4 separate regions of the Mus musculus genome follow, and all the other regions are linked to region 2. The links are chromatin loops, found by intact Hi-C in ENCODE. Cell type or tissue: heart. All regions are shown on one strand. Each heading gives the region's core, and the rest is flanking DNA. Links, peaks and the distances in the headings are about the cores only.

Evidence for each region. Peaks named below come from ENCODE experiments on the same cell type or tissue, not always from the same donor. Only the 100,000 strongest peaks of a DNase experiment are listed, where the experiment ranks them.
Region 1: a loop joins it to region 2, with 2.1 times the contacts of the local background. A loop is called at or near these places in 2 of 42 quality-filtered maps.
Region 3: it touches region 2 in a loop (10-fold over the local background); 21 of 42 quality-filtered maps call a loop at or near these places.
Region 4: it touches region 2 in a loop (8-fold over the local background); 18 of 42 quality-filtered maps call a loop at or near these places.

The regions. Positions count from the first base shown.
Region 1 is chr1:9,890,509-9,897,947 of GRCm38, forward strand. Sgk3 (serum/glucocorticoid regulated kinase 3) reads left to right here. Exons shown (of 18, transcript NM_133220.2): 17 at 853-942. Among named protein-coding and RNA genes, the nearest start is that of Mcmdc2, 14 kb to the right of the region's middle. In heart, for the core only: no CTCF peak of the experiment used is centred there; no DNase peak of the experiment used is centred there.
Region 2 is chr1:9,768,329-9,775,767 of GRCm38, forward strand. 1700034P13Rik (RIKEN cDNA 1700034P13 gene) reads left to right here. Exons shown (of 4, transcript NR_040462.1): 3 at 2,344-2,467; 4 at 2,632-2,928. Among named protein-coding and RNA genes, the nearest start is that of Gm39590, 4.2 kb to the right of the region's middle. In heart, for the core only: no CTCF peak of the experiment used is centred there; a DNase peak (open chromatin) is centred at 4,633.
Region 3 is chr1:10,003,469-10,010,907 of GRCm38, forward strand. Ppp1r42 (protein phosphatase 1, regulatory subunit 42) reads right to left here and starts at 5,668. Exons shown (of 9, transcript NM_145692.2): 1 at 5,604-5,668. LOC115487608 (a small nuclear RNA gene) reads right to left here and starts at 6,449; the gene lies at 6,346-6,449. In heart, for the core only: a CTCF peak has its summit at 3,946 (motif pointing right); a DNase peak (open chromatin) is centred at 5,733; H3K4me3 peaks cover 985 bases; H3K27ac peaks cover 705 bases.
Region 4 is chr1:10,085,586-10,093,024 of GRCm38, forward strand. Cspp1 (centrosome and spindle pole associated protein 1) reads left to right here. Exons shown (of 30, transcript NM_026493.3): 12 at 162-367; 13 at 2,466-2,599; 14 at 3,297-3,375; 15 at 4,603-4,732. Among named protein-coding and RNA genes, the nearest start is that of Cspp1, 51 kb to the left of the region's middle. In heart, for the core only: no CTCF peak of the experiment used is centred there; no DNase peak of the experiment used is centred there.

The DNA.
Region 1 (7,439 bases), core at 2,303-7,302, 120 kb after region 2:
CATCTGTCCCCTGTGTAAGCAGGCCCCTCCCACAACTTTCACATCTGTCCCCTGTGTAAGCAGGCCCCTCCCACAACTTTCACATCTGTCCCCTGTGTAAGCAGGCCCCTCCCACAGCTTTCACATCTGTCCCCCATGTAAGCAGGCCCCTCCCACAGCTTTCACATCTGTCCCCTGTGTAAGCAGGCCCCTCCCACAACTTTCACATCTGTCCCCTGTGTAAGCAGGCCCCTCCCACAACTTTCACATCTGTCCCCTGTGTAAGCAGGCCCCTCCCACAACTTTCACATCTGTCCCCTGTGTAAGCAGGCCCCTCCCACAACTTTCACATCTGTCCCCTGTGTAAGCAGGCCCCTCCCACAACTTTCACATCTGTCCCCTGTGTAAGCAAGCCCCTCCCACAGCTTTCACATCTGTCCTCTGTATAATCAGGCCCCTCCCACAGCTTTCACATCTGTCCCCCATGTAAACAGGCCCCTCCCACAACTTTCACATCTGTCCCCTGTGTAAGCAGACCCCTCCCACAACTTTCACATCTGTCCCCTGTGTAAGACTATGCTGACTTTTTATGATACTTTATTTCCACATTTTTATGCTCATCTTTGAAGACTCCATGAAATATTTAGGACAGGATTGTTAACCCTGTTTAACCTGTGGGAAACTGTGTGAAGGTGACATTCCCTATGTACAAGGAGCTGATTCTACATACCTGCCTTTCCAGAGCCTATGTCCAACATCAATATCAGATTAAAAACACTGAGTGACAAACGGACGTAGTTTCACCTTGTAAGATTCTTCAATGAATATTTAAATTTTTGTCATTTCTAAAAGAAACTTTTTTTAATATTCTAGCTTGAAATCCAGAATCATCCTTTTTTTGAGTCACTCAGCTGGACTGACCTCGTACAAAAAAAGATTCCACCTCCATTTAACCCTAATGTGGTAAGTGTGTGTCTTATGTCAAAGAGTGAAATCTAGAGCTTAGGTTCACTGTGATTTAAGAAATGGATCCCCACAGCCAACCTGAATGAAAGCAGCCAGGCCCCGAGTATCTGTGCACCCTCCCTGAGCGGTGTCTAGCTCAGTGGTGGAGGACGTGCCTAGCATTTCACAGAACCATGAAGAGAAGAAAGCAACAGAAACTTCAAGGTGACCAGTAAGACCACAGTTATTAAATATCTTCCTGCGTAGTAATTATGAGTGCTTCTTAAAGGTCAAAAGGATGGTCTTAGTAGGTGGAAGCTAGGGTAGCCATTACCATTTCTGTACATAGTAAACCAGCATCCAAGCGCAATTATTTCCTAACAAATGTGTGTATAGGTATAGTGTTGTATGTGCGTGTGTGTGTGTGTGTGTGTGTGTGTGCGCGGCGCGTGTGCGCGGCGCGTGCGCGCGGCGCGTGCGTATGCTGTGTATGCGCGTGTACCAGAGGTTGAAGTATCCTCCTCAGTCTTGCCCACTTTAGTTTTTGAGACAGGCTCTGTCACTAAACCCGAGCTGACTCATTTCAGCTAGGCAGCCTTGCCAGTTAGCTGCAGGGATCCAACTGTCTCTGACTTTCTGGTGCCAGGAGGACTCATGTGTAAACCCCGCTCAGATCGTGACTAAGTCCTGGAGATCTGAACTCGGGTCCTCATGCTTGCTTGCTAAATACTCTTATCAGTCCAACTGTATCCTTGGCCCTAAGCAAAGTCTTTTCCTGGGAATATAAGTTGTCCTAGCACTTTTAGAAAATAATAAGCTGGCCAGAGGCAGGCCTGGTCTACAGAGTGAGTTCCAGGACAGCCAGGGCTATACAGAGAAACTGTCTTGAAAAATCAAAAAAAGAAAAAGAAAGAAAATAATAAAAGTATTATTAAAATGTTCGTATTAGCTACCCTTGTTAGATCTACTGGTAGAGGCAGTTTACTAAAGGTATGTTTTTAAGCAAAAAGGTGATGAGAGGTGCATTAGAATTAGCCATGTGTAAAGTTTTAGAAAGCAACATAGATTGTTGATAGTCATCAGAAGGTTGGTAATGATGTTAGTAACCACTGACAGCCTTCTTCCTGGACTTACATATTTTGTGTTGGCTGTTACACATGACCTGCCCCTCAGATGAGCTGCAAACTCACTACGCTTATGCATGCCTCATTAGTGTATCTGTTTATAAATTAGCAGAGGATAGTCACAGACAGATGAAAAGTGACAACACCAATATGCAAATCTGGTGTGATTCCAGGGTTGCCCTGTGTTTGCATGGGTGTGCATGCACATTCCTGTGATGGACAGACCAAATCCTTGACGTCACTCCTTAGGCGTCACCATGTTGTTTTGTTTTATTTTATTTTGTGTTGTGAGACAAAGACTCTTACTGGCCTGAAACTAGGCTGGCTGACCAGTGAGCCCAGAAGCCTGACTGACTACGCCTTCCTGTGCTGGAATGGCACAAGTGTGACCAGGCCAACGTTTTTAAACCTGACCTCCAACTCATCTTCTCCTGGCTAAACAAATACTTCAGCAAGTGACCATCCCTCCCAGCCCCAAATCTCTTCATTTGTTGTTGCTGTGAAACTTAGGGGGATAAGGAAATTACTCTAGGAAGTAATGTTATTTTGTATACCCTGTCTTGGTTAAAGGTTAGACTCTGCATAATGACTGTGATATTTTACGCCATCTGACATAGCAATATTTGTACCCTGACTTGTTTTATGTAGTCCGGAATTGTTAGTTTGAGAAATGACTACTCTGTTAAGGACAGTTTTGTTCCTGATTTTCACTTTCAGGGTTAGGGAGGCTCAATCCTCATTCTTCACTGAAGAGGAAACAAGTGTATAGAGAAAAGGAAGTGATATAAAGGATTGCAACATTTCATACTCAAAAGTTGATGAAGGTTTCTGCTGTGTTCTTCATTAATTTGTGTCTGAGTGTTACTGAGCACATTGGCATAAGGGTTGCTGAAGCAGGTGCTCCTATCACTGGGATAAACTTCCAGATCTGAAATGATTTTAAATACTGTGTGTGTGTGTGTGTGTGTGTGTGTGTGTGTGTGTGTATGCGTATGCGCGCGCACGCGCGTGCATATTTAAGCACCACATGCTTAAGTATGCGCGCGCACGCGCGTGCATATTTAAGCACCACATGCTTCCATCCCTGGCCTCTGCTGAGACTATAAGAGGCCATTGGATCCCTGAAACTGAAGTTAAAGCTGATGTGAGCCATCTGATATAGATGCTGGGAACAAAACATGGATCCTCTACAATATTTTTTTTGAGATTTTATTTTCCTTTTTGTGTAAGTGTATGAGTATTTACCTGGATATGTATATGTGCACCAAGTGCATACAGTGTTCATGGAGACTAGAAGTGTCAAATCTCATGAGCCATCAGGTAGGTGCCAGGAATTGAATCCAGGTCCTTTATCCTCTAGAAGAGTAGCCAATGCTGTTCTCTCTCTCTCTCTCTCTCTCTCTCTCTCTCTCTCTCTCTCTCTCTCTCCCGTCCCCCGCCACACACACATACACACATCCATACATGTGGTGTGTGTGTATGCGCGTGTGGCTGGGCAGTGGTGGCGCATGCCTTTAATCCCAGCACTTGGAAGGCAGAGGCAGGCAGATTTCTGAGTTAGAGGCCAGCCTGGTCTACAAAGTGAGTTCCAGGACAGCTAGGGCTATACAGAGAAACCCTGTATCGAAAAACCAAATAATAATAATAGTAATAATAATAATAATATAATAATAATAATAATAATAATAAATTTTTAAAAAGATAGATTTTGATCATGTTTTTTCCTCCCCCAGTTTCTCTCAGATCCTACCCGCTTCCTCGCTTCCTACCCACCCAACTTTATGTTCTTTTGTCTAACAGTACACAATCAGTTGGGCATAATGATACATACCTTTAATTCCAGCACTCAGGAGACTGAGTTTGAGGCCAGCATGTTCTACAGAGAAAGTTCCCAAACAGCCAGGGCTACACAGAGAAACCCTGTGTCAAAAAAAAAAAAAAAATGAAAAAGAAGGGGCTGGTGAAATGGCTCAGTGGGTAAGAGCACTGACTGCTCTTCCGAAGGTCCTGAGTTCAAATCCCAGCAACCATGTAGTGGCTCACAACTACCCGTAATGAGATCTCACGCCCTCTTCTGGTGCATCTGAAGACAGCTACAGCGTACTTATGTATAATAATAAATAAATCTTAAAGAAAAGAAAAGCCACAAAAACAAAACAAAAAAACAAAGTACACATACACAATGGAACAAATGGAAATCAAAAGAAACCAAAGACCAACAAGACAAAAAAAGAAAAAAGAAAGAAAGAAAGAAAGAAAGAAAGAAAGAAAGAAAGAAAGAAGGAAAGAAAGAAAGAAAGAAAGGAAATCCAAAGTGAAAGGAGACAGAAAGCCTACAAAACACCATTGAATTCATTTTGTGTTGGGCATCTACTCCTGGGTATGGTGCCTTCCTGATGGGTGGTTAATATAACCAGAGAGACAGAGAGATTCCACTGGAGGAAACTGATTCTTTTCCCATTGCCAGTGGGTATCAAATGCAGATAGCTTCTTGGTTAGGGGTGGGAACCCATGTCCATTTCCCCCTCACTGACCTGGGACTTTATCTGGCTTGAACTTGTGTATGCTTTTTGCATGTGCATCAGTCCTGCTGTGTCTAGAAGACACTGTTTCTTTATACTCATCATGACCTCTGACCCTTAAGATCTTTCTGCCTCCTCTCCCACATATGTCGCTGTGCCTTCATAGGGAGGCTTTGATGAAGATATTTCATTTAGGACTGAGTGCTCCAAAGTATCTCACTCTGCACATTATCCAGTTGTGGGTTTCTTTGTTAGTTCCAGTCTACTGCAAGAAGAAGGTTCTCTAATGATGGATAAGAAAGGTACTGATCTATGATATAGTAGTATGACATTAGGACTCATTTTATTGCTGTATTCCTTTAGCAGAATAATAGTATTAGATTTCCCTCTATATAGTCTCAAGTTCTTAAGTTATACATAGTCGTCTCAAGTTCTTAGGTACAATATAGCCTCGAGTTCTTAGGTACTGTTGAGTTCTTAGGTACAATATAGCCTCGAGTTCTTAGGCACTATCTAGTCTCAAGTCTTAGGTACGATATAGTCTCAAGTTCTTGACACCTACTTCTTTAACTGGAATCATTTGTTTGGTTGATTGGTTAGTTTAGTTAGTTTGTAAAGACAGGGTTTCTCTATGTAGCCCTGGCAGTCCTGGAACTCACTCTGTAGACCAGGCTGGCCTCGAACTCAGAGATTCACTTTCCTGAGTACTGGGATTAAAGGAATGTTTTACCACCACCCAGCTTGGCACCTCCTTCTTTACATCAAGGAAATCATCTATGATTTTGTTAAAAAACATTTTCTGTATTTGGTCTGGGTTTATTCTGCTCCTCTATTTGTAGATTTGGTCTTGGTTTCCTGCATGTTTCTAGCTGGATTTTTTAAGGTTTAGCATTTCTTTGAGCTATCCCTTTTTTTCCTACCTTATCTTCAACTCCCGAGATTCTACATGTTTTGTACTACATTAATGTTGTGTGACGGCTTTCTTGGGGGAGACCAATAACACACTCACTCCAGATAGGAAACCTGTGACAGACCAAAGAACAAATGCCACCAAAGGCCAACTTGGTGAATCAATACGTTTTATTGGGGTTACTTAAAGGAGTATGGGCAAAGGATACTTATAGGAGCAGAAATTACTCAGATAGCTACATCACCAAAGCCCACCCCAGCACAGGTGACATCTCACAGAATCTGGGAACCTACACTGTACAGCCTGCATTCACTTCACAGGTTGGAGAGTGTCCCTTTCAGTGACTCAGTTGGTTAAACCTCTTCCGACCTGGGGACTGGTTTCTCCTTCTTCCAGGCAGTTTCTCTAGTCTCACAATCTTCTTTGCAGCTGGGAGCTAACTAATTTGATTAGCTTCAGGTAGTACCTTTCTGCTCAAGAGGTTTTCCTGTATGGTATTTCAATCTGGGAGTAAACCATTACACAACAGTTGGTAGGACTTAACCTCAGAGGTAAGTTTTGTTTGACTTCCTAAATTTTTTATATAGTTTTATTTCAGTTTAATCACTTTAGTGATTCTCCTTGTTAAATTATACTTTGATGTCTTGAGATGTTTTCATTATTTCATTCAACTATAGTTTTACAGACTTTATTAAGGGATTTATTCATAATCTCATATACCATTCATTTGATAATTCATACCTTTTTAAGACTTTTCATTTATTTTTTATTACTTTTTTTTGTAGTGCAGTTGTTACCCCCCTCCTGGTCTGCTCTCCCACAGCTCCTCATCCCATTCCTCTCCTCCTTCCCCGTCTCCAAGAGAATGTCCCCGGCCCCTACCCTGCCCGGCCTCCCCACTTCCTAGGCCTCAAGTCTCTTGAGGTTTAGGGACGTAATTTTGGTACAGAGACAGACATGTTGATCAGTGGGATAGGATGGAAGACCCAGAAATAAACCCACACACTTATGGACACTTGGTCTTTGACAAAGAAGCCAAAAATATACAATGGAAAAAAGAAAGCATCTTCAATAAATGGTGCTGGTCTAACTGGCAGTCAGTGTGTAAAAGGATGAAAATAGATACAAATTCATATCATTTTTAAGGCCCTTGAACATATTAATACTTGCCATTTTGAAGTCTGTGTCTTGTGCTTCAGCTATATTGCATTTCTCGGGGCCTACTGTGATAGGGTTACTGGATTCTGGTAGAGGCACTTTGTCTTGGCTGTTCGTGTTTTTATTTTTGTGTGGGGTGTAGGCATCTGGAGTTCAGTGTTTGAGGTGTTTCTTGGTGTCATTGTCTGTTCTTGTCTTTGTTGGGTAAGGGTTCTGTTCTATGGTTGCAGTTGCTTTCTCTGGACCCTGAGCAGGTGTGGTTGCTGTGGGGTTTCTGGCAGAGATTGCCTTTGCTAGACAGAGGATGGCAGAGAGGAATGGAAGTAGGCTTAGAGGAACAGCAGAGAGGGTTACAAGAAAGAGCCAAGCAGGGTCTGTACCAGAAGGTGGAGTCATCAGGGAATGGGTGTGGTGTGGGAAAAGGGACTCCTGCAGGCTGGTACAGAACTAAGAGTAAATACCGAAAGAGTACAGTGGGAGTCAGGAAAGTGAGACTCACCTACATGACTCCCAGTGCAGTGTGGCCCCAGGGTTCCTTGTGTTTCTGCTGATACAAAGGAATGGCCATGGGCTAGAGGAGAAGGCTGACGGAATGGATGGGAGAGCTGAGCTGGGACTACTAGCAGCTCTTACTCATTGAAGCATCTCTTCAGCACCTTTAAAATTCATCTTAAATTCCTCTTCATTCTAAAATCTTTAGTGCAATAGTTCCTAGAGTACTTTGTACTCCGAGGGAGATTTTCTAATATGGAAGAATTAAGCATTTCATGTCCGCGCCCTGTTGTCTGATTAATTTGTAGG
Region 2 (7,439 bases), core at 1,511-6,510:
AAAATATGATTTAATCCTTTCAGCATGACACCCACAAAAGATGTGATTCCATAAATAGCATTTGTGTACTGACCATGGTTTGAATGAGAACGCGCCCATAGGCTCATATATTTGATTCCCAGTTGGTGGATTGCCTAGGGAGGATTAGGGGGTGTGGCTTGGTTGGAGGAAGTATGTCACTGGGAGAGGGCTTTGAGGTTTCAAATGCCCAGGCTAGGCCCAATCTCAGTTTCCCTCTGCCTGCTGCCTTGGATTAGGACGTAAGCTCTTTTGAGGGGCAGTGGCTGAGCACTGGCAGCCTGGTCTCCAGTCAAGCATAGGTCTTGAACCCCAGAGCCCCGATGGCCAGAGATTTCCACCTGCATGGGACGGCAAGAGTTCAGCCATGTCTCCTGAGCACCTGGCTCCTGTCACGTAGTTACCATCCTCACAGCCCCCACCTCCCCACCCCTACCAAGTGGGAACTACCCCCCACCAAGTGAGAACTACCCTCTCTCCCTGCCCTTTCCTCCCTTTGGCCCTGGGACTGACCGAGCTGACTGAGCCGCACCCCCTGGGGGTGGGAGGCATTCTGTTCTCAGCTATTCCGTAGTATCCAGCATGGAATGCCCAAGGCTGAGAACCTGGAGCCTAGGGCTGCCCTTTGTCCACGCCCCCACTCCCCACCCCCCACCCCAGGCCGAGCTGGAATTCTGTGGCTTCCCACAGGCAGACACCCACCCTGGGCTGCGGAAAGCGTGCAGCAGTCTGCCCGCCCAGAGCACTGGAACTCTGGTTGGACACCAGTTCTCTTCCACTCCCCTTTATCTCCCCGCCACCCCCCCCCGCCCCCGTGGCCACTGGCCCCCTCCCCACCCCCCGCGCGCACTCTTCCCAGTTCCTCCACTCCTGCTACTTTGATACACTCCACGATGGTCATGGACTTTCCCTCTAAAACAGTAAGCAAGCACCCAATTAAATGCCTTTTTTAAATGTATAAACTGCCTTGGTCATGGTGTCCCTTCCCAGCATAAAGCATTAACCAAGACAATTCTCTACTTTGTCTCCCAACCCCTTGGTTATTTGCTTTTGTTTCTTTTTTTTTTTTTAAATAAATTCTTTATATATTATAAATAATAATCCTTTGTTACAATTGAAGATATTCTTTTTGTAAGTCATTGTTTGAGACAGGGTAGCCTATGCTGGCCTTGAACTTGCTGTGTAGTGTTGGTATATCAATTTACTATTTTTTTTTTATTATTTTTTTTTTTTTTTGGTTTTTCGAGACAGGGTTTCTCTGTATAGCCCTGGCTGTCCTTTTATTGGATTCTTATACCTCTGCCTCCCTTCCAACCTTTTTCCCACCCTGATCCCTTCCGCCTCCACAGTAGTTAGGAGGAAATGAAGGTTAGAGAGAAAGGGGAATGCACACTACTCTAGGCCACTTCCTGTTGAATAGGGACGTTGAGCAATCCCAATACTTGTCAGAATATTCAACAGTGCAGCAAACCAGTAACTGAAGCAAACACAGCAGCAAGGAGAGCAGCAACCCCCACAGGCCCTCTCGGGGTCTCTCATTTGTATCTTCTCTGGAATCCCCAGAATTGAACTATCTGCAGCTGGCAAAAATCACAGCCCTGTTAGTACACAAGGCAAATCGTAATCGCCTGCTATATGCAGCCTCTTACCCCACACCTGGGATTAACCAAAAACATATTCATGTAACTGGGTTTTTTAAGAAACCAAAGTTTTCACTACAGTGTAGCCAAGAATCCTAATATTTTTGCTCTGTCTCCCAAGTTTTGGGAACACAGGTGTGTGTCACCATACTTGGATTACTTTTAAAACTGTTATTATTTACAGTGTGTGTGTGTGTGTGTGTGCGCGCGCGCGCGCGCGCGCACATGCGCGTGCATGTTTACCTGTGCCCATGAACACCAGAAGAAAGTATGGGATCCCCTGGAGCTTGGGTTCCCAGAGCCTTGTGCTGATAACGGCACTGGGAAAGCACTTGGGTCCTCTGGTAGGACAAGTACTTTTAAGCACCGACTTCTCCAGCCCCTATTTTGGCTTTTTGATACGTAGCTTTAACTGACCTAGAATTCCATTATGTAGGACAGGATGGTCTGGAACTGTGAGCATACACATCTCTGCCACCAAGCACTGGGTTTACAGGTGTGGACTACTACACCCTGCTCATCTCTTTATTTCAGTATGTTGTCTTGTACAGTGTGGAAATTATGTTGGTGTTGAGGGGAAGGTATAAGTGAATCTTTACTCCATTTAATTCATTTTAAAATGTTTGGCAAGCCTATATATCAACCCCCTAAATGTGAAATCCTTTTTTCTTCCCCGGGCATGCAGTGATGCCCAGCCCAGCCCACAGGACACCTCCCCGCTCCAAGCCCTGTTCCTTACATGCTGTCATTGCTGAACACGGCTAGCCTCTGGGACTCCTGAGGAGAAGAAAATATGCAAGGAAGAACAGGTTTGAGCTCAAGGTGTTAAATCTCTGGATCTGGCCAATCTGTCGTTTTCTTCATGGCCTTCTGTCAGCCTCAGAAAGTACTTTCCTACCCAAAGTTCATTAAAAATATTTGTTTCTATTCACTTTAGAAATAATTTCATGATTTTTTTCTTTTTGTATTACAGGAGACATTTAGATCTTAAAATACCAGAAGTCTGAAGATAGCAAATTATCTCTGAGATGTTTATCTTCTCTCAACTAATTTGAAATGCTACTTTGAAAATGTGTAAGATCTTGTATATGCACCAGTCTTGGAATATTTTCTGGACTCTGCCCCATTTCTGATTTTTTTAGTGTCTTATAGACCAAGTCCTATTTCATAACAAGTTTCTTAGTTATTTGTCTGTTGTTCTGAGACAGGATCTTACTATGTAGCCTTGGTTAGCCTAGAACTCACTATGTAGACCAGGCTGGTCTGGAAGTCACAGAGACATGCCTCTGCCTCTTAATTACTGAGATTAAAGTTGTGGGTCACTATACTCAGCTCACAAGCTATTTTTTCACAACTTTATAGGCATTCAAAACTCTTATCCTCCAGATAAGCAAACAACCTTCTGTCCCTTTATTTTTGGTTCTGTTTGCCTCCTGAGTACTGGTTTTAAAGGCATATGCCACCATGCCCAGTCTAATAATTAGCTTTTTAATGGGTTTTAAATTTTTCTCTTAGTAAAATTTAAAAAACTTTTCACAGTTATTGATTTTGTGTTAGGGGTGTGGCACATTGTGTACACAAATGGAAGTTAGACAATTTGCAAAAGTCAGTGTTTTCCTCCCACTGTCGATTCTGGGAATTTAACTTGGGTCATTAGGCTTTGTAGCAAGTGCCCTTACTCGTCTCATCATCTTCTGAGCATCTATCCTAAGGGAGGCAGAAGAATCTCAAGGCCAGCCTTTCGTACACGGAGACCCTGACTCAACAAAAACAAGCAAAACAAAGCAAAGCACTCCTGTCCTGATTAGAGTTTGATGGTGTGTGTGTGTGTGTGTGTGTGTGTGTGTGTGTGTGTTTTCTCCCCAAGTTGTTTTTGTTCATGTTGTTTAACACAGCAATAAAAACCTAACAAAAATGACCTTCTCCACTACCACCACCACCACCACCACCAAACTAACAGTCACAACAGGGAATTCATTCTGAAGAAGGAGAAAGTTTCCACAGATTTTGTTTTCTCCATATCCTCACAAATGTTCTTAGGTTTTCTTGTAGCTTAGTCTTCCGTTTCCGTACTTACTCCAATTGATATCTACAGAAGCTCTCATCTGAAATACTATTAGCATCCTGTACAGTGATGATAACTCTTCACAGAGGCTCTGACATGCCAAGGTTGTCAAGTAGTGAGGACACTGTATATGTCCCCTCACTGAATTACCTTTTTTATTCTAATGAGCTAGCCAGACATGTTGGTATCCATCTATAATTCCAGCATTCAAGAAGCTGACTTAGGATAGGGAGTTCAAGGCCAGCCTGGGCTACCTATCAAGACTCTGATTCAGTAAGAAATAAAACAACACCTCAGTGAAACTTGGACATTTGTAAGTAGACAGAGTTACACGTTTGTTTCCAGATACAGAGCAACAAAGAAAAGCTGTCACATTTCAAATCAACCTTTGTTGTCATTTTTTTTTATAACCCAGGCTGTCCTCAAACTCCCCCTAGCTCCGCTCCAGCCTCTAGAGTTTTGGAAACGGGTGTATACCATCCCACCTCCCTAAGCTGACTTGTTTGGGGGGGAAAAAGTCCTTATTGTGTTAAAAAATAAAGCTTCCATACATATTCACGTATTTTATTTTTTATTGAGACATACTACTTGTTCTTTTTGTGCTTAGTGTATGAAGTAAGCTGGCAATTTAGTATACATATATATAGTATATAATAATTAAATCAAGTAATAAGTATTTCTAATTCTTTAATCATTACACACCAGTTTACTGAGGGCTTTAAGATAAAAATGTTTTTAAATATTTACCAAATATTTATTTATTAATCCTTGATGAAGTATGCTATTTTATTAAATCTTTTGTGAGAATTTCATACACACACACTGTACTGTGTTTACAGCATGGAACTTTCTAACGCTAGCCTCCTGGAGGACTGTAAACATGAGCGCCCTGGCCTCTAGGGGGCGGGCTTTCCCTTTGAATAGTGTGGGTCAAGCACTCAAATTCCTAGAGTACTAATGAAACCAGAAAATATTTCAAAATTTCACATTGCTTCAGTCAAATAGACGGTTAATGAGTACGGGAAAGATCATACAGCTGGATAATTTGGCTCAATGAATGCAGTGTACGATTTTGACAATGAAAAAGAATTCTTCCTTGCTTCCCAGTATATACAGGAACAGAAGTGTGGCCACATCCCTATTTTTAAACCCGGCATAAGGTTCTGAACCAAGTCAGTTTTCCACTCACTCACTCACTCACTCACTCAGGGTTGGTCAGGCTAGTTTTACACAAGCATGCCCAAGCTCCAGGTTCCACTTCACTATCTGCCTCCCACTTCGGCAGCTTAGGCAGTGGCCACTAAATAAACCAGTTCCCCTCTCTGAGAATACTGCTGTAGTCTGACCTACAAAGGTTGTGGTAAGAGTCTTGGTGGAATCTGAGAGAGGTGGGGAGGGAAGGAGGGGGGGGAAAGGGAGGGAGGGGGAGGGAGAAAGACAGACAGGCTTTTGAGAGACACTCCTACATGAAAAGAGCAATCTTGAGTTGTGGCATGTGACAAGTTCCTCTAGGACAGGCTAAACTCAGTGCTTTCTCACCTGTTGTGAAAGCAATGTGTTCGTTCCCCAAGCTGTCTGTTCTATGTTATGTCTCCCCTGAAGGCTTGTGGGCAACGGGCAGGACACCAGCATACCGGTGTTCATGTTTGGTGGCTTTGCTGTGCTATGAATATAAAATTCCTTTTTTTTGACTCAGACATCTCCCGTTGAAATGGTAACTCCGTTGCTTTCAGATCTGTGCCTTCACTTGACTTGAAAACTTCTCATTTTTGGAGGTCACATAGTGGGGTACGTTTAATCTCCCACTGAGTCTACAGTAGATAGGACCTTTGACTTTGTTATAATGGTAACAGTGGCCTTGATTACTTCTCAGGGACTAGAAAGCTGTTTTTGGGGGGCTGGTGAGATAGCTCAGTGGGTAAGAGCACCCGACTGCTCTTCCAAAGGTCCAGAGTTCAAATCCCAGCAACCACATGGTGGCTCACAACCATCCGTAACAAGATCTGACTCCCTCTTCTGGTGTGTCTGAAGACAGCTACAGTGTACTTACACATAATAATAAAATAAATCTTTTAAAAAAAAAAAAGAAAGCTGTTTTTGTTTTAAAAAACAACAATAACAACAGCACTTTACTTGGGCTTGCCTAAGTGTCTGATAACCGCTATTTGATGTCAGGACGCCACATGGCACTGTGGAATCATGCCAACATCACCACTTTCACACCATGAGGATCCTGGGGAGCCGGGAAGTTTGCTAGCACATCCACAGACCTCTTATTATTTCTCTGCCAATATGCAGGCGCCACCCTCCAGTCAGCAGCCTTGTCTCAAATATCCTCAACCCTAACCTGAGAACTTGGGCCACCGTCTAGGCTCAGCTGTCCTGAGAATAAACTTTCTTTCTCACCAAACCTCATTGTCTCAGGGACTGGCACCATGTGGCCTGGTTTGATGACAGTGCTTCTGCTATACCCATGAAAGAATAACAGGCTACACTGTGGGCTTGCAAGTAAAATCTGCCTACCTGGTTGATACTTGGATTCAGCTAGATAACCTCACTGGAGATGTATGAGGCCAACATGTATACAAGAGAGCCACATACATATTTATCCTATCTAAGGAACTTTACATGCAAGTTATAATTCTAAGAGTTTGTGGGTAGAAATTCATTTATTCATGACATAGAGACATTTAAAAGCTCCCATTTTACAGATTGGATGAAGAGGCATAGCGATGTTACCTTTACTAGGACAGTGGCTTGTCCACATCATCCAGTCCAAAGTGTCAGAGCTAAAGAACACAAGTACCAAGAAACCTTGACACACTTTGACTGTGTGACTGTCTGATGCTGGGTCAGTAGATGAATGTGATGATGATGATGGTGGTGGTGGTGACGATGATGACAATGATGATAGTTCTCAAAACACTTGTTGAGATGGTCTGTTTCAAACTTTTACTTCATAATATCATGGTGATACAGTTTTAATTCATTGTTCTTCTTTCCTCCCTTCCCTTCTCGGCTTTCCCCTCTCCTTTGTTCTTGACTCCCCATTCTGTGACAATGCCTGGGTTATTATCTAGCCCGGGCTAGCCTTGGACTCTCTGTCATACTACCTGAGCCTCCCAATTGGATGGTTTATACGCATGTGCCACTCACTATACCTGAATTCATTATGCTTATGTGTGTGTGCACATGGAGGTCAGAGGTCAATCTCTATTGTCCTTCCTCAAGTACCATCTCCTCTGTGTGTGTGTGTGTGTGTGTGTGTGTGTGTGTGTGTGTGTGTGTGTGTGTGTGACTGTCTGGAACTTGCCAAGTAGGCTGACTGGTTAGAGAGCCCCAGAGATCTGATTGTCTCTATCTTAGGATTACAAGTGAATGCCAATGGCCCCGGCTTTTAAAACAGTCTATCTTGTAGGGATGCTTAGGTCTTCATCCTTGCATGGCAAATACTTTACTCAGCTGTTTTCTCGATTCCCATTGTGTTTTTACAGGAGCGATATTTAGTCATTAAATAAATGCTCTGGCTTGGCAGGTTACACGTGGCTCGTCAGGATCTAGCCAGGAGAATTGGCACCTATGTTCAGACTCTATGAACAAAAATGCTCTCTCTGCAGAAAAATTTGCAAAGAATATTCACAGCAGCTTGCGATGGTTTGAATCTGAAACGTCTCTCGATATATGTTCATGTTTTAAACTTTTGTTCCCCAGCCTGT
Region 3 (7,439 bases), core at 1,597-6,596, 240 kb after region 2:
GAGCAGCATTGTGATACAGAGTCGGTCAGGAAGCCGAGTCACTTCAACTCTCTCAGGACAACTTTTGGTAAGCGAGGCTGCTGGCACTCACAGTCAACTCTTTTCATTAAAATGTTTAAACCAAGGGTGACTGTGGTGGCACATAGTCCCAGCACTTGGGAGGCAGAGGCAGGTAGATCTCCAATTCAAGGCCAGCCAAGGCTACATAGACTCTTGGATCTTGAAAGCATCAAGTCTCAAAACAAAACAAACAACCCAAAGAAACAACCAAGAAAACATTTAAAGCACTAAAAGGAGTTCCTTACTTTATGTACATTACTGGTTTGCATTTTATTGTTTGTGTTTTGGAATAGGATCTGGCTGTAGCCCTGGGCTTTCCTGGAATTTGCTGCGTCTTCTTCCTGAACCCTGGGGTTGGAGACCTATGTATGCCAACACAAAGCAGCGGCAGTCCTGGCTTCCTCCTCCTCTTCAGCTTTATTTTTTAGAGGGTCTCACGTGTATTGCCCAGCCTGGTCTCCAACATTGCGATCTTTCTGCCTGGCGATCTTTCATACTGAGATTAAATTCTAAAGTGAAAGAAATATCTTTCACTTGTAAATATTTTCTACCCCAGAGCAATAATGAATTGTAGTGGGTGCCTCCTTTTTCTCTCCCTTCATTTTTTTCTAGTGCTATGATAACATCCAGGGGTCCCTGCATGCTAAGCAATCACTTTACCATTAAGCTACACCCTGTGTCCTAAGATGAACCTCTTTTAAAATGATTATTTATCCTATTTTAGTAAAAAGGAAAGCTGTCCAACGCTCTTATCTCATAGGTGGAGAAAGAATAAATCACGGAGAGTTATTTAATCCAGGCTCTCCAGTGCCAGCTGAGAACGCAGCCAGGTCTCTCACTCCTCACAAGACCTGATATCTTCAAATCAGAACACATGCGTGAAATCCGAGTTACACACAGGATGATGCAGACACTTTCCATGCCCAGGGCTAGACACTGAAACACAGCATGACGCAGTGTTTTCCAGTGCAGATACTACAGTTCTTACAGTCCACAGTCCACATAGTAGCTTCGATACTCACTGAAAAAGCAATCCTGGAGTGCATCCATGGGGACCTACATTTATTTCCTAGCACCACAAAAGTAAATTATAAATAAAAATGCAGTCAGATTTGTGGTGTGTGTGTGTGTGTGTGTGTGTGTGTTTGTGTGTGTGTGTGTGTGTGTGCGTGTGCTCGTGTTTGGGCAGTTAATGGTGTCAGGAGTGTGTGTGTGTGGGCAGTTAATGGTGTCAGGAGTGTGTGCGTGTGGGCAGTTAATGGTGTCAGGGGTGTGTGCGTGTGGGCAGTTAATGGTGTCAGGGGTGTGTGCGTGTGGGCAGTTAATGGTGTCAGGGGTGTGTGCGTGTGGGCAGTTAATGGTGTCAGGAGCTGGGAGAGGCTTCTCTTCTCCAGTGCTATAACCATTACTAAGGTGTCCATGCTCCTATAAATAACCTTCCACCTATGCCCCGTAATCAAGTGGAACAAACATATTGGTCCAGGAAAACAAGAAGACTCTAAAGAAGAAGAGGGACTGACTAGCTGGGAAGAGAAAGGGGCAAAGGGGAATGGGAGGGATTAGAGAGAGCAATGAGGGGGTGGGGATATGCCCAAATTACATTATGTGCCTTCATGACAATATCATAGGGAAAACATTATAGTGTAGACTATATGATACTTAAAAAGAAACCTTAAAAATAAAATAAGTGACTTTCACTAGTGATACCACTTGTAGTCTAGCCTCTTGAGAGGCCGAGACAGGAGGATTACTGGAGTCCAGGTGTTTGAGGCCAGGCAGGTGGCTATGTGAAGATCTGTCTTAACTACATAAAACAAGGACAGTCCTTCTTAGTTCAAAGGGACAGTGTCAGAATGCATGCAGGATGCCTTCCTGTGGTGTGTAGGCTGCATGCTCCCAGGCAGCTGTGAGTAGAGAGGGACACAAACTGGCAGACTTACTTAACACAGCGTCAAGTTTCTTATTTTTTGTAATTTGACTGTGTGGTTCTCAAGTGTGAGCTTTGTAGAGCACAATACCATGTTGCAATTTTACAAGTCTGGATGTGTCAGTGAACGTTCTGGAGTGTCTGACATAGGTCAAAATATTTGTTGCAGTCATCATTATGAGTCTATTGCCATTTTATTCATAGAGGCTTCACTCTTTGATCTTGAAAGCATCAGGACTATTAAATAGGGGACATGTTATCAAATATAATTACTTTATAGTTATATAATATAGTTATACAATTACTTTATATAAGTTATTATGTTATCCATAATCATATGGTAACCGGTTTTTCCTGTCACCTTAAAAACACAGATATTTAACTGACAATTATCCTTGTCTCCCAAATTATGCTTCATATTTTTGAACTAAAGAGGTAATTAAAAGTCCAATGTTAGAATGCGTTATCTATTGTTTCATTTTATCTAGAATTATACCAAATAAACATTTCAATTTACACAATATTCTATGGGTATGAGTTCAGTGCTTAGAAGGAAAATGAATTTGATACATGATAAATGTGTCCTTATATATATAATCATACTGCCTATTACCCAGACAATATAAATTGCTCATAATATGCAAATCTGAAGGGACAGGGTGCCCTTCAGTGTTCAGAGCATAAACTGCAGACCCTTCAGAACAAAGGGCAATCTGGATTTTTATTTATTTATTTTTTTGTTTTTTGTTTTTTGAGACAGGGTTTCTCTGTATAGCCCTGGCTGTCCTGGAACTCACTCTGTAGACCAGGCTGGCCTTGAACTCAAAAATCCGCCTGCCTCTGCCTCCTGAGTGCTGGGATTAAAGGCATGCACCACCATGCCTGGCTGCAATCTGGATTTCTACTACATGCATTTCTGAAATTTGCTTATACATTTATGACTTTGTAACAAAATTTGAAATTGTTTTTTCATAATGCCATAGATCCATAAATAAGTTTAAAATATAAAACAGTAAAAGTAGATTTAAGCTTAACATGATGGTTAATAAACCTAGTATCTGTGAGGTGTATGCAGGAAAATCCCAGAGCTCAAGGCCAACCACAGTTACATAGGAACTTTAGGCTAGTCTGAAATACATGAAACTCTGCTTCAAAAAACCAAAGAAAATAAGTTCTGTCTCTGTCTCTGTCTCTGTCTCTGTCTCTGTCTCTCTCTCTCTCTCTCTCTCTCTCTCTCTCTCTCTCTGTGTGTGTGTGTGTGTGTGTGTGTGTGTGTGTGTGTGTGTGTGTGTGTGTTGTGGCTCAGTGATATCTAGCATTCACAAGGTCCTGGGTTCATCCCAGTACTGGGAAGAAAAAACAACAACCAGATCAACCAAATAAATCCCTGAAAAGGTCTACTTTCCTTTCTCGACATTTCCTTTAGTTTGGACATTGCTGTGGATGTATTCATGGTTTTGTCACAAATGCCCATACACCTAAAAAGTACAGTTCTTCCCCCCCCCCCCAATTTTGCATGCCATCCGAGTCAGTATTCTGTCTCTAGCCTTCTTCTGCTTACCCTTTTGTTTCGGAGAGCTATCTGGTTTACCACATACAGCTGTAGAGTGTTGTACTGCTGTGGCTTATCTTCCTGATGGAACGCTGTGTCTTTCTGTATTTTGCTTTTATAATGCCGCTTTTATGCTTCTTGTCTGTGTTGTCTTTAGAGCAAGGTTTAATCTAGGGGTGGCCATTCCTGGACTGCACATTTTAATGTCACTGCATTCAACCAAATTGTCCTTCAGTGGGACTTTGACATTTATTGGTGATGGTAGTGGCAGAGTCCCTATAGATGCAGTTAAAGCTCTGATATCAGCAGCTTTTTCTTGTTGTTTTTTGTTTGTTTTTTAAGATTTATTATGTATACAGTGTTCTGCTCGCATATATGCCTATGCGCCAGAAGAGGGCATCAGATCCCATTACAGATGGTTGTGAGCCACCCTGTGGTGGCTGGGGTTGAGCAGGCAGTGCTCTTCTCCAGCCCAATATTTTTAAGTTGGGTTTTAATGTACCACTCTTGACACCCTGCAGAAAGTGAAGCATTCCCTTGTCAGCCTTTCAGACTTCCTTTTATGTGCTAATTGCTCTTTCCATATTTTATTCATTATTCCTACTGGGTTGTGATTTGATACTTAAGTTTTAGAACTTATGCATATTCCTATTAGATAATAAATTCTGTCATTGATTGTCATTGATCTTTTCCCAGCCCTGGACTTGTCTTTGCTATTTTCTTGTTTCATTTGTTTTTAACAGTGAAAACGTTTTTTGTTTTCCTTGAATAGGAAAGGGCTTTTAACAAGGGAAGCAGTCAGCAGACAGGCAGGTAGGCAGAACAGTGGGCAGGCAACCTGCTGTGATTTCAAGTGTCTTTAACTTAAAATAGTCAATGTGCCAGAGCAGCATATTTGAGAGTGGTTTTTTTGTTGTTGTTTTGAGACAGGGTTTCTTTGTATAGCCCTGGCTGTCCTGGAACTCATTTTGTAGACCAGGCTGACCTCGAACTCAGAAATCCGCCTGCCTCTGCCTCCCGAGTGCTGGGATTAAAGGCGTGCGCCACCACCGCCCGGCAAGAGAGTAGTATATTTTTAATTATTTCACCACAGATGAATTCTGTATAAAAACTGGTGCCTCTGTAAAGAAAGGAGGCAGCTGAGCTGGTGGCACTCATATAACCCCAGAATTTAGGAGGTAGAAGAAGGAAGTTCAAGGGCAGCTTTGGCTACAAGTGAGTATTAGGGTATTTTGGGCTACATGAGACTTTTTGGAAAAGAAGAGACAAGCTGAAAATATTTTTAAATCAAGAGAAGGCCAAGGAATGTAATCAGTAAGCTATAGGAAAAATACCCAGGGGTTTGAATGTGGAAAGGGAGAGACTCACCATAACCCACAACATAAAATATTAAATAATAAACTGCTTGGGAGTTCATGAAAATTGTTTTGTCAAAACACCACCATTCTTTTCATCAAGAAAGCACCAACTCTAACTTTACTGTAGTGTAGTTTCATTGTTTTAGAGAAATAATAAGCCCCAGAGGGCTTAAACTGCACTTAGTTGAACTTGTGTACATTTTAGAACATTATAATAAAAGCAATAAGGTCAACACTTGTAGGAGTGTCCTTGATTTTCTCAGAAGAGAAGTCATTTTCCATAATATCTCCTATTGGATACAACTGCTGGGACTCATCTTCCCAGAAACCAGAGGGAAAGGCTCTGGGAATGGGTCCTCTGCTGATTATCACCTCTAGGCTCCTTGCAGACTGGGTAGGACAGACAGTTTCAGAGTTTGGTTTCTACCTACATTTCTTCTTAGGCCTTAGCTCAGTGGCTTCCAGATTCTCTAAGTGGGGCTTCAGCCCTCCAGACTTTTCAAAGCCTGGGCCCCGCTCCCTCGCCCCCTCCACCCTCCGGCTTCTAGAGAGCTTCCAGCCTTGCCTGCTGGTCCGAACTAGTCTTCTAAAGTGTGTCTGCTATTCTAGCTGTTTAGGGACAGGGCTCAGGGACCTGCACTTTAACCGGTATTAAGAGTCTGCGTGCACGAACATTCCTGGCTAGGCTTTTCGGGGGGCTTCTCACCGCTCTGTCCAGTCGGGTCTGTAACTGGTTTGGTCAGTGTCCTTGTGCCAGGCTCCTCCAAAGCCAGCGGCGGTTGCCAGGCGACCAAATGCTCCAAACGCCCAGGCAGATTAAGTCTCGTGACGTCAGGGAAGCCCGCAGGGCCCGCCTTGAGTCTGGCTCTTTGTGACAGGGACGCCAGAGAGTTGGTGTTGTGCACTGGTGGTCCCGAAAAAGACCAGTTAGTTTGGGCAGAATAAGATTTGCAGGCTATCGTTTCCCTCTCCATCACCTTTGATTATTTTAGTGTCCGGTAACCACACCTGCCCCTGTATAGACCCAAAGGAATAGCCTGTAGGTACAGCCAGAACTCCACATTCATTGCTAGGATAAAACCCAAACTTGGGTTGATAGTCACGGCACTCCTCGCAGCTTGCCGCTTCCTGTCTTATTCAGGATTCTCGGGTTCCGATATGCTCTGTTCCATTCTCCAGCTTTTGGGGTATCAATAGCACGTTTTCTTTCCTCTTTTGTTTTGTTTTTGTTTTTGTTGTCTTTTGAGACAGGGTTTTTCTGTGTAGCTCTGTCTGTCCTGGAACTTGGGCTGACCTCGAACTCTGACATCAATCCACTACCTCTGTTAGGATGAAAGGCACGAGCCACTGCCATCTGTTTTTTGTTTGTTTGTTTGTTTTTAGTTTATTCATCCCACTCACCATCACCGCCGCCGCCACCACCACCTGCCCCGCACGCTCCCAGTCACAAAAATATGGAATGTTTCACAAATTTGTGTGTCATATTTGTGCAGAGGCCGTGCAAATCTCTGTATTGTTCCACTTTTAGTACATATGCTGCCGAAGTGATCACCCCTCTTACGTTTTATTCCCTCTTTATCTCAGCTTAGATCAGGGTAAACTTTCAGAAAGCCTTACTGTTGCATTTTGTTAGTTTCTGTTTTCCTCAACAACTAATATGAAGTTCTTTAGCATAACAAGGATCTGCCTTTGTAAAAGAAAAAGAAAGAAAGAGCGAAAGAAAGAAAAGAACTGAGGACAGCATTCTTTTCTCTCACCATTGTCAGTGGGTAGGCAAATGCTGTGTATACCTAATGCGGTGTATACCAGTACTTGCTTGACAAATGTTTGTAAAATAAATAACAGGAATGAAAGATAAGAAGGACAACACTTAGTACAAGAAACCATCATTCACAGTGAAAAGGACTCTCGGGATATAGTGCATACCTTTAATCTCAGCGCTATGGAGGCAGAGGCAGGTGGATCTTTGTGAGTCTATAAACAGCCAGGGCTGAACCTCAACTTGAAAATCCATTTAAAAACAAAACAAAACAAACCCCCAACTCATTGTTGAAACCAGTTGTGGTGAGGGAAGAAGGAAAGAGAAATGCTAAGAGAAGCCAGGTATAGATTCATCAGCCACAAAAGGAAAGATAATGATTCAGGCCGGGAATTCAGTTACACTGGAGAATGGCTCATGTACAAGGGTTGCCTCCCAGGAGAAAAAGCTGTAGAAGGACAGGAAGTGAGAGAATAATTAAAACAATACATTAAAACAAACCAGATGCCTGTCCTATGAGTTTAATGGATCATTCCATTGGAGGCAACAACTTTAACAAGGTGTCGAGGGCTGACTTAATTCTCTGTATAGCACTTAGTCTGCAGCTAAAACTGTTAAAGGCCTTGCTTAGTAAGGCCTCCAAGTTTAGTAAGGCCTAGGTTTAGAAAGTCAACGAGACTCACTTGCTCTAGAAGTCTTGGTTTTAGAAAATTTTCATATATCATGAAATGAAATGTGCTCTCATTTGTGGGAAAGCTATGTACACATTTATTTTTTATATTT
Region 4 (7,439 bases), core at 1,686-6,685, 320 kb after region 2:
AGAAGCAGATCTTTAAGGTCTTTTTTAGCTGTAAAATTTTGCTGTTCTGTGACTGTCTTAAGTGCCTGCTGGGGTCCTTGGAGGTCCTTGTCACCCTTAAACTTATGATTCTATGTAACAAACAGGTTCTTTTTTTTTTTTTGTCTTTTTCTTTATTGTAGCCTGATAGACTAAAGCAGTTTAGTTTGACACCAAGACACTTTGAAGAGATGCCACCTGAGAGGCCCAGAGTAGCTTTCCAGACACCTCCCCCTCCCTTCTCTGCCCCGTCTAGCCCATCCGTCCCACCAGTTCATTCCGCCCCTTCTCACAATGAAGACTTGCACAGTGGACTCGGCAGCACCCTTGGTGAACTGGCGCATCCCAGGTGCTTGTTTAAATGTTTGTCTTTGGGAATTAGGGTAGGCCGCGTGTGCTCCACCTTACAAGGGTGTGCTGCTGCAGATGATGCTTCCGAGATGCCTCAGGGCCATGAGCAACTTCGCTGAGGAGTTTTTTTCTTCTTCATTGTTATTGATACTTCTTCTCTGCTGTTAGAAAAAGGAGAAATCTTCAATGTTTTTATCATTTACTATTTTTAAAATGAATTAGTAACTACATGTTAGTATAAGGTATGCATTGTTCAGTTATTTCCACTTGGCAATCATTGAATTGTTTCTTCAGCTTATTCCAAAAAATTTACTAATCTGGTACATGTCTGTCTGGCTTAACAGTTTTCTCTGGGCTTACTCTTGGGCTGTTGGGATTATAACCCTGGATTTCATATTGAACATGTCATTTCTATAGGGAAAACACATTATGCTAATCTATATATAATAGAAACCCTGTAACACGAATATTTTCTGGCCTGTAATTATTAATATACTAATTATAGGAATATCTTTACATTTGTAGATGTTTTTCTTAATCTTCTAATACATTTCTGAGATATCTTTCAGCAGGACTTGGTCTTTTATTTGTTACTAACAAACTGTGGGGCTTTTCTTACAGCCTTTCTCAGGTACTTCCTTCATTTTCTTCAATGGCTTCCCTACTCCAAAGGCTGAGAGACTGGAATTAGAGAGCCACAGTGCTTTCTGTTGTGGGTTAGAGGCTGGAGTAGTCGGCTTCACTGGACTTTATGCAAAAAAGTTTTCTCATTTGTAAAAGGTGATGGTAGTACTTGACATAGTTAGAGGGCTGATGTAAACATTAGTTTTCTATGTATAGATACAATTTAGGAGTTGCTGATAATAGATTGTTTTCATAACAGTTACTCAGGTTGTTTTTGCTGGCGTCTGCACTGATGATGGTGAGGTTAGACTCACTGACTGACCAATAACGTGTGGAACCGCTGCCTACCGAAGAGACTTTGGTGTTACCTCAGCCCTCAGATTCTTTAAGGCAAAATATGTTAATGTTTGAGTAAAAAAACCTAGAGTCTCCCCTTTTTCTTTGTTTATCTAAAGTTATTTGCCTTTGCCATTTCTATTAGTGAAGAGTAAATCCTGTGCTGGTAGAAGCACATTTGCTCCTCAGTGAGGAAATGTGGAAGGACAAGGTTTTATACATTTTAAATTTATGAACTCTTAAATATATCAGGGCCATATGGATTCTCAAGTAGCCACATTGTGGTTTAACTTTCTGTGAAAAAGCAGTAGGTTTTACATATAAAAAATATACCCTTTGGGTCGGGGAGATAGCTCAGTCAGTAAAAATGCTGGGTGTTGTGGGATGAATTTGTGTTCTCAGTGCTGGCAGGCAGAGACTGGATACCTGGGGCTTGCTAGCCAGCCAGTGTAATTAGTGATTTCTTGGCCAGTGAGCAACCCCATCTTACAAACAAAGTGGACAGCTCCCCAGAACTTACATACAAGGATGACTGCTAGCTTGTGCATTTGTACATACTCATGTGACCAGCCTCTCCTACACACACGAGTTCCTATACACCATGTGTGTGCAGCTATTGACATGCATAAACATACTCATGCTATGCACTCCCTTGCCCACACAGAACCATTTGTAATCCTGAGGTGGCGGAGCTCTTGGTCCTCCCTCTCTGTGTGTGACTCTCATCATATGATACTTCCTGTTTTGGGAATCTTCCGGCTTTCCTCCTGTCTCCTTATATCTGAGTATTCCTGCTCTGTATTCCTCTGGCATTCTTTGTCACTTGCCTCACGGATGCTGCACTGTTGTAACTGTTGATTCCGTATTATTACTAAGGGCAGAGGAGCATACATGCCTTTGTTTAATATGGTACATAATGGCTATTGGATATTACTCAATTACTTTAACTTGTTTGCATCTTAGCAAAGTGTTCCTGAAGTTGTAAAATTTGTTACTATTTGCTTTTTGATTCCTAATTTTTCTTGAACAATTAGTACAGGGTTGATGTTTAATTTTAATAACACCTTTTTTGCAAAAGATCTTGATTAAAAGTAATAAAATATGAGGACAGTGTTTTTGGTTTTCTTTTGCTATAGGGTTCTGCCTGTGCCTCTGAATCCACCCCCGCCTCCGCTCCTTGCCCCTCCAGCTTCTAACTATCGAACTCCTTACGATGATGCGTACTATTTTTACGGTGCCAGAAATACACTGGATCCCAATATTGTATACTGTGAGTTTTCTATATGTTCTATAAACATTTTCCTGGTGGTTTAGTAAGGATAATTGTTTTTATGGAAGCAATAGTATGTAAATGAAAAAGATAGAGTTTCATTTAATCAAAGTATTATACATTTATTGACAATAGAATCATCCTTAGAATCAAGTCCAATTTTATTAGTTTGTTCTGATACTCGATAAAGATAGTTTATGAGACCTAATATGGCCAAATAATGTATGGAAGGCAGATGTGGGTGTATATCTTTATCATTTTTTCCCACTTCCCTAGCAATTTACGACTCAGTCATGGGGCTTCAATTTTTACTCTGTTAAGTTTGTTAGCATAAGATTTTATGAATTACATTCCTCCATACATTTTGATGGACAGACTGTAGCAATAGCCATTTTTAAATGCAGCTAAAGGTAGAGGCAGGATCATGAGTTCAAGGCCCACTTGGGCAACTGAGGAACTTTGTAGTCCCCTTGGGTCATAAAACAAGACCCAGTTTTAAAACCAAAATAAAACTAATTGTGTCTCTTAGTTACTTGCTATAACTGTTTTATGCTTTCCTATGTTCTTTTGCTGACTCTTAGCCTGGAAGGATGTATTGGTGCTTTGGAAAAGCTTGCGGTATAATTTTCTTTAGGGATAAGATGTTATTAATAGTAACTATTCTGAAATAAATGTCTTTTTTTCTGTTTCCCTTTAGATGGTTCAGGAATGATTGGAGGACAGCCTGCCCCTCATGTCTCTGCCCCTGTCACTCACCAGGTAGCACCGCCAGCTGTGTAAGTCTTAAAATAAAATAAAGTTAAAATAAACGTGCTTATATTATGCACAGTATAAACTCGTGTAGTCTACCTGCTTTAAGAGCATTTGGTGTAGTGTTTAGTGCATCTGTAACATTGCATGGTCATCTCACAAATGAGAACTCTATCCTGTGAGTTCAGTGATGGACAGCTCCATTTCTCTTGTGACATGGGCTGCCAGCCCCTGTTCTCTCTGAGGCTCAGACAGGGTTTTACTGTGACTGACTCATTTGGGTCCTTAGCTGCTGATGGTCATTGTAACTTATGCTAGGATTTTTCAAGGCTGAATAATAGTGCATCGTGTGCTTACCTTTATTTAGCCACTGGCGGACACCGGAGCTCCTTTATCATCTTAGTTGTAAACATGCTGCTACTAGACTCATTGTATTTTTCCCATTTCTTTTGTATATGTAGTAAGAAATACAGTTTTGGGGTTACATGGAACTTGTTTTAGCACGATTTTGGAGGAACTGCCATATTACTTTCTATACTATAGAATATATACTATTTGCCTTCCCACTATCAGTGCACAAAGATTCTAATTTCTCTGCATATTACACAGCAGTTCCTATTTTCTGACCTTTAGTGTGAGATGATATTTCATTGTACATTCATGTATATATGGAGGGCAGAGGTCAACTCAGGTATTGCTCCTCAGGATCTGCCTGTCTTGTTTCTGAGACAAGATTTCTCACTGGAACCTGGCACTCACCTATCTGGCTACCCCAGGAGTCTGTGTGTCTGCCTCCCCCTGCTGGCATTGCAGTTGAACTGCACCACACCTAGCTGTGTGTCCTTATGCTTCTGTGTTGTCTTCGTTACTTTTCTTAGTGCTGAGACAACCCTGGTGAAAGTGTCTTAAGGGGGGAAGGATTGATTTTGGCTTATAGTTCATTTTTAAAATTTTCTATTTTCTTTCTTTGTTCATGTGTTTGTGCATGTGCTCAAACATGCCACAGCATGCATGCCACAGCAGGACAGAGAACCACTTGCAGGAGCTGCTTCTCATTTGTAGTCCTGGAAATGCACGGCACAGCATTTGCTGTTCCTGTTGACCCATCTTGTTGGCTTTGTTTTTAAAGACTTTTTTTTTTTTTTTGTTTTTAAAAGGTGGTTTTATATGCCAGGCAAAGAATTGTTTTTGTTTTCTTCTAGAATGTGCTTGTTCTTATAATAAATTGATTGAAATTGTTTATTTGCTCTTAGGAATACTGTTGGACAGAATGAACAGAAAGTTCTTAGTGATGGACTCAGGAATTCAGGACTGGTCTTTGAGGATAAGCCAAAACCTTCTACACAGTCGCTTCAGTCTTACCAAGAAGCTTTGCAGGAGCAGGTATTCATTCATTCATTTATTCATTCACTGTTGACTGACTGTAGACTGAAGGGGAGAACAATAGCAGGCAGTACGGTAAGCTTTGAAGTGGGGATGCTGGAATTGCTGTAGGAAACAGTAGGCTTGTCTGGGACAGTTAGGACTGGGTGTGTAGTTAATATTTGAGCTGCATGTTAGTTTCTAGACGTTCCTGGTAGATTTAGGGAGTTTTATTATTTTTTTTTATTTTCCTACGTCTTCTAAGACCTTCTTATTTATTTGGTGTGTGTCTGTGTGCATGTGAGTTTCCTTCCACCATATAGTTTTTGGGGGGGATCAAATTCAGGTAGTCAGGGTTGGTAGCAGGTTCTTTGACCTTCTGATCCATCTTTTTGGCCCTAGAAAAACCTTTAGTGAGCTGTTGATCAGTTCAGTTCAGCTAGGAGGTGCTGAGGCTCTGAGCCTGTGAGGGGAGAAGGAGGATGTTGGCAGACAGTTGTGATATTTAATGCACAGGGTACGCATGAGAGGATGAGAAAGCAGAGCAGAGGGTTTAAACAGGATCTGTAGTGTCCAGTGTAAGGAGACTGATGAGGCCATAGTCCAGTAGGGAACATCTTAGTAGAATGCTTACAAGAAACACATTGGCATCTCCCATACTTTATGTTGGTTAAAGAAAACTTACTTAGGAGCTTTTGGGAGTGAGGTTCAAGGTGTGGGTCCATATCTAAATTGAGGACTTTCTTGGGGGAATTCTATTGGATTTCTTGGTAAACTATGGGTTTAGTTTTGTTTTCTTGGGGTAAGGTTCCATCTGGATCAGGCTGCCCTTGAACTCATTATGTGGTGAAGAAAGGATTACCTTGAAATTGTAGTCATCCTGTTTGCTTCTCCCTCCTGAGGGCTCGGAATACAGGTGCACTCCAGAGTGCTCTGTTTTATGTGATGCAGAGGATGGCTCTGAGGACATTCTAGGCAAGAGCTCCACAGTCCTAGCCCCTTGCAATTTTTTTTGTGAATATACTTATTATTTTTATTTATGTGTTAGTGTATCTTTGCACATGAGTCCTATGGAGTGTAAGGAGTCAGACCCCCTTGGAGCTGGAGTTATAGGCAGTTGTGAGCTGCTCAATGTGGGAATCAAAGTAAGTCTTTGCAGGGCGAGTACTTACTCCTAACTGTCCCAGCTCCTTGGAAAATATCTTTTTTCAGCTTTTATATGGGAAAATATCTAGAAAGAATTAATTGCCATTTTTTTGAATGTGAAAGTTCTACAGAAGAAAGACTGAATTTTGTAAATCAAACACTGGCTTTGAGTGAGAATATTTAAATGTTTCCAATAGAGTTAGATTTCTCAATTCAAGAAGTTTATTTTTTCCCCTGTAGTGCTGGTCCAGCACTCTACTGTTGAGTAGAGTAGAATTCTTACTTTATATACCTAATGAGTGAACAAAATTGCCATGGATAGGCTGGAGAGGTGGCTCATGAGTAAGAACACTTGTTACTTTTGCAGAGGACCCAGAATAATCTTTTTGGGTGTGTTCTTGAATTTGGTGTTCAAGTATTTTATTAAGGATTTGTGTGTGTGTGTGTGTATCTGTCTGTCTGTCTGTTTTAGTCATTGATTTATTGCAATAAAGAGACACTATGAGCAGTGCAACTCTCATTACATTAATTGGATTAATTGGAGGATTGCTTACAGTTTCAGAGAGTTAGTCTATGATCATGCACAGCACGGGCATGGTGGGAGCATGGCAGCACTCATGATGTTGGAACATTAGCTGAGAGCTATGTCCTGATTTGCAGGGTTGCGGGGGAGGGAGAAAGAAAAAGAGAGAGAGAGAGAGAGAGAGAGGAAGAGGAAGAGAGAGGAGAGAGAGAGTGAAAGAGAGAAGAAGAAGAAGAAGAAGAAGAAGAAGAAGAAGAAGAAGAAGAAAGAGAGAGAGAGTTGCAGGGTTGGGGGGAGGGAGAAAGAAAACAAGAGAGAGAGAGAAGAAGAAGAGAGAGGAGAGAGAGAATGAATGAGAGAGAAGAAGAAGAAGAAGAAGAAGAAGAAGAAGAAGAAGAGAGAGAGAGAGAGAGAGAGAGAGAGAGAGAGAGAATATGAATGAATGAATATATGAGAGCCTGGCATGGGCATTTGAAATCTCAAAGCAAGTGACACACTTCTTGTAACAAGGCCACACTTACTAGTCCTCCAATAGTTCCTTTGTGGTGACTGAGAATTCAAATGTATGAACCTATGGGAGCCATTCTTTTTAAACCATGCAGCATTTATGGTCATCAGAGAGATTGGCCTGTGGTTTCCCTTTTTAACGCGGGAAATTTGGTTTTGGATCAGGATAGGACTGACTTTGTGACACAGATTTGGAGATACTCCTTTCCTTTCTATTTTAAGAGCAATTTGGGCAGTATGGTGTAAGTTCTTTGAAAGTCTGCTAGAATCTTATGCTGAGTCTGTTGGCTGTGGGCCATTTTTGTTAGGAGATTATTATTTCTTCTATTTTGTTGGTAGCAATGCGCCTGTTTTAATAATTTACTTCACATTTTTTCATTTATTTCTTTAAGAATTTTCATTTTAGTGGGATACTAGTTTTGTTTTCTTATACTTTTTTGGCTACAGCCTTATGTGTCTGTGGCGGCCCTGGAACTCACTTCGTAGACCAGGCTGGTCACCTGACTATGCTCCCCAGAGACTCATCTGCCTCTGCCTTCTGAGGACTGGGAT